Regions from separate parts of the Homo sapiens genome. Here region 1 is linked to region 2. A link is an interaction called in ENCODE POLR2A ChIA-PET data of the cell type or tissue named here. Cell type or tissue: PC-3. All regions are shown on one strand.

Evidence for each region. Peaks named below come from ENCODE experiments on the same cell type or tissue, not always from the same donor. Only the 100,000 strongest peaks of a DNase experiment are listed, where the experiment ranks them.
Region 1: POLR2A ChIA-PET joins it to region 2 with 5 read pairs; 3 of 35 experiments call an interaction of 5 or more read pairs at or near these places.

Annotation. Positions count from the first base shown.
Region 1 is chr14:52,888,044-52,890,543 of GRCh38, forward strand. The region is part of intron 4 of FERMT2 (FERM domain containing kindlin 2); the gene reads right to left. The region is part of intron 1 of LOC105370500 (a long non-coding RNA gene); the gene reads left to right. Among named protein-coding and RNA genes, the nearest start is that of FERMT2, 62 kb to the right of the region's middle. In PC-3, no CTCF peak of the experiment used is centred here; no DNase peak of the experiment used is centred here.
Region 2 is chr14:52,690,180-52,692,679 of GRCh38, forward strand. The region is part of intron 1 of ERO1A (endoplasmic reticulum oxidoreductase 1 alpha); the gene reads right to left. Among named protein-coding and RNA genes, the nearest start is that of ERO1A, 4.1 kb to the right of the region's middle. In PC-3, no CTCF peak of the experiment used is centred here; a DNase peak (open chromatin) is centred at 1,192; H3K4me3 peaks cover 1,583 bases; H3K27ac peaks cover 1,396 bases.

The DNA of each region.
Region 1 (2,500 bases), 200 kb after region 2:
AAAAACCTGACATTATATACGTTTATTTCTATGTGGCTAAATTTTCTCCTAGAATATAAATTCATATATTTATTTTGTTTATATCAACAATATACACTACTCTCCAACCATTAAAAATCAGAGACAACCAAGAGGAAAAAAACAAACCATAAGGCTTATTTGTGATTTTGGTTTGCAACCCACTTTCCTACCAAACGAAAGTATTTTTAAAATACGGATTAGTATTCGTATTAGATGTGACTTATAAAAGGAAAAGTATTAGTGGGTTGCTCAATCTAAATTACTATGTCTTAATCAAGGCAGCCCAGCTTAAGAATTCAGTGAAAAGACTGATGCTAACTCAATCACGATTATTCATTAGCTTAAGTTATATACTAACCAGCTTTCCTACAATTTGTCATTATCACCAAGCTGAAGGGAAGAGAAGCAAAATTTAGTAAGTTCTGGAACTATTACAAAATTATCCAATGCTTCCAATTCTACCAGTAGCTTCTTGTCTTTTTGTTTTGTAAGATCTAAGCTGATAATTTTATTTTTCATACTCACAGGGTTTGCTTCTAGCCATTTCCGTATGATGTAAAAATTTTAAGATTTCCTGCTTCCTGGACTAGCATACTCTCAAGAATTTCTATGCATACCGGTCTTCACCTATGGTTTCCAGGCAACAAAACCTCCTCAGCTTCCCAAATTCTAACTCTCTAAGACTTATAGAAACATTCAGCGTTATCGCTTCTAATATTGATATGGGATGACTCTGATTGCCACTACTCATGTAGAGTACAGTATAAGGATTTGTTGGAGAATTTAAATTTTAATTAATTTTTTTTTTCTTTAAGGTAAACAAGGCTACAAAAATTAAGTAAAAGCTAGGTTGTGGCATCTCTGGCCACTGACGTATTTGCTAAAATTATGGGTCTGTGTGTACTCATGAGGGACAGAAGGGAGAAGGAGACGGGTGTGTGCACAGTGCAATGGTGAAAGCTCTAGCTTGGAAGCGGGATGAGCCTGGGCTTACAGCTCAGCTCTACCAGTTACCAGGGATTAGCTCCCAGGCAAGTGATTTAGCCACTCTGGGTTTCTCTTCTCATGCTACCAATTTTTCAGAATTGCTCAATTAATTAATATATTTTACTGTGTGGATTAAATATATTACATGTAGTGTTTTGGACAAGAAGTTGCTCAATAAATGTGGTTGTCAGTAATAGCAACGTTTTAATAAAAACATTGGTTTTCTTTCTGAAAAGGATCTCTTACAAATAAAGAGGCCACAAATGTCCCTTAGGACATTCAAAGCTGTCCAAAGGTCTAGCCTCTGAAAGGAAAGAACTGAGGAATAGTACACAGACCAGAAATAAAAGCAGCTGCAGTCTGGGTGAAAAGGGAACTGGGTGAAAAAGAACAAGGGAAGCCAAGATTGGGGAGTGTAAGAATTGGTAAGGATGCTCTGCTTGGGCACAAGCTAGCCAAAAACTGGGCAGCACAGGAACAGCCCAATGATGCAATGACAAAGGTGCAAGTTAGTACAGTCATGCACCTACTAACAATAGGGATAAGTTCTGAGAAATGTGTCGTTAAGGGATTTCACTGTTGTATGAACATCATAGAGTGTACTCATACAGGCCTGGATGGTATAGCCTTCTACACACCTAGGCTATACGGATGGTATAGTCTATTGCTCCCAGGCTACAAACCTGTACAGCATGTTACTGTACTGAATGCTGCAGGCAACTGTAACACAATGGTAAGTATCTGTATCTGTGTATCTAAACATCTCTAAACATAGAAAAGGTAGAGTGAAAATACAGGGCCAGGTGTTGGCTCATGCTTGTAATCGCAACACTTTGGGAGGCCAAGGTGGGTGGATCACTTGAGACCAGGAGTTCAAGACCAGTCTGGCCAACATGGTGAAACCCCATTTCTACTAAAAATACAAAAATTAGCCAAGTATGGTGGTGTGCGCCTATAGTCTCAGCTACTCAGGAGGCCGAGGCAGGAGAATTGCCTGTATCTTGGCTGCAGAGAGCCAAGATTGCTCCACTGCACTCCAGCCTGGGTGACACAGTGAGACTGTGTCTCAAAAAAAAAAAAAAATACATAAAATAAAGAAGGCTGGGTGCGGTGGCTCACGCCTGTAATCCCAGCACTTTGGGAGGCCGAGGCAGGTGGATCGATCATGAGGTCAGGAGGTGAGGAGTTCGAGACCAGCCTGACCAACATGGTGAAACCCCATCTCTACTAAAAATACAAAAAATTAGCCGGGTGTGGTGATGCACGCCTGTAATCCCAGCTACTCAGGAGGCTGAGGCAGGAGAATCGCTTGAACCCAGGAGGCGGAGGTTGCAGTGAGCCGAGATCGCAGCCACTGCACTCCGGCCTGGGCGACAGAGTGACACTCCGTCTGAAAAAAAAAAAAAAGAAAAGAAAAAAAAGAAGACAGTATTTTAATCTTATGGGACTACAGTCATATATGTGATCTGTTATTGACCAAAACATCACTATG
Region 2 (2,500 bases):
CATAGGAGAAAAGCTCCATGACATTAGTCTTGGCAATGATTTTTTATGTGACACCAAGAAGACCAGCAATAAAAGCAAAAATAAGTAAGTGGGACTACATGCAACTAAAATGTTTCTATGTAACAAAGAAACAAGCAACAAAATGAAAAGGCAACCTACAGAATGGGAGAAAATATTTGCAGACCATCTGTCTGACAAGATGTTATTATCCAAAATATAAAAGGAACTCATACAACTCAACAACAAAAAAACAAATAACCCAATTAAAAAATGGGCAAGGGCCGGGCACAGTGGCTCATGTCTATAATCCCAGCACTTTGGGAGGCCAAGGAGGGCAGATCACCTGAGGTCAGGAGTTCAAAATCAGCCTGGCCAACAGGGCAAGGTGGCGGGTGCCTGTAGTCCCAGCTACTTGGGAGGCTGAGGCAGGAGAATCACTTGAACCCAGGAGGCAGAGTTTGCAGTGAGCCAAGATCACGCCACTGCACTCCAGCCTGAGTGACAAAGTGAGACTCTGTCTCAAAAGAAAAAAAAAGGATAAGGACCTTTTATATATCAAAACATTATGTGGTACACCTTAAATATATGCATTTCTTTTTTCTTCTGACACGCAGTTTTGCTCTTGTCATCCAGGCTGGAGTGTGATGGTGCGATCTCACCTCACCACAACCTCTGCCTCCCGGATTCAAGCAATTCTCCTGCCTCAGCCTCCTGAGTAGCTGGGATTACAGGCATGTGCCACCACGCCCAGCTAATTTTGTATTTTTAGTAGAGATGGGGTTTCTTCATGTTGGTCAGACTGGTCTCGAACCCCCAACCTCAGGTGATCCACGTGCCTCAGCCTCCCAAAGTGTTGGAATTACAGGCGTAAGCCACCACACCCAGCCAATATATGCAATTTTTATGTGTCAATAAAGGTGGAGAGAAATACATAAATAAATCAATGTGCTCAAAGTGTGCTTTATTTGGCAAAGAACTTCAGGTGTATTTAATTTTACTGTGTTTTATCACCATAAAAAAATAACATAAAAAGTACTCATCTGTTGACAGAAGTACACTGGGACAAGTCTGTCAATGGAAGCAGGGAAATACCAAAGATTCCACACCAGGTAGTAGGCACCATCCTAAGGACCTAGAACGCTACAGGTCATTTTGGCTTTAAAGACTTAGTCTTGCCGAAACTTTAAATTGTCAAATGACTGGCAACCATCAGGAAAATATTTCTTCCACACAGTTTATTCAGAAAAGCCTGGAATGCAGCACACACATAGAGTCAGTGGACACCTCTCCAGTGTAACCTGTTTCAAAGATCCCTCTGACTAAGTTATAATCCTGGGCTTATTTCCATCCACCACTCAACATATTAGCAAGTGTCTCTCCCACGGCCCAGCCACCAGGCTAACAATTAAAACCATTGTTTCAACTGACCTAACAAGACACTTGACAGGTTAAATCTACTAAATGCGCTCCAAGCTAAAAAAGATCCATTTTTGGAGTATTTATTTTGGACTCTGAGCTACTCTCCCCTTTCATTAGCCTGACAGAGATTTACTGTGCTCAAATAAGCTATCCTGAGTGTTACTAGCACTAGCCATATTAAGATTGATAAAACATCATGAGCAAGTAAGAGTTTACAAACATCGTGAGCCACCATGCCTGGCCTAGGTTGTATATACAATTCTTACATGAGGTTACATATACAGATTTACAAGTCTAAGGCAATTAATCATTCATTTTGAGCAACTAACACTTAAGCACTATTATCAAAGGAACTTACAACATACAGTGAAAATAATTTTAGCAGGATTTGATATCAACTAACAGGCATATGTAGCAACTGACCAAATTCAAAGACTCAGTTGGAGCTATCAACCAATCTGAAAGATCAGTTCCAGAAAACATGCAAATGGCTTGCTAAGCAGAATAATTTTTAAAATATACTCCTGTTGGCATAGTGCTTGCATCTTATAATTTCCCTAGGACTTGTTGAGCACCAATTATTCACCAGGCTCACTTCTTGGAAGTGTCACACCTTTAATTCATTTTTTGATCTCCCAAAAATTGTTCACAGTAGGTTTCAACATATGCTTGATGAATTTAATCTGATTACTTGTAGAGCTCTACACATTTTAATTCAGTGACTTTCTAAGGTCACTGCTCTAGCTCAAATCAGAGCGGACATTCTGTGAACTGAACCCTACTATAAGCCAGGCACCATGCAGCAGTGTGATGATGGATGGGGATGTGGTAACCCAAGGCAGATGTGGTAAGAGGGACAGGCAACAGGAAGAAAAGATAAAACTATTACCAAAACAATCAACGGGACTGTGCAGCTCACTGGATATTGTAAACAGAACCAGAGAAGATTTTAACTTGTATTTCCAAACATCTGGTGGAAATTTAGTTTTTAACTTAGTTTCTAGCAATATTTCCTAACTTGTTTTTTAAGTGCTTAGGATCTGTGCCTCCCACGAATCCCCAATGAACATTATTCACTAAA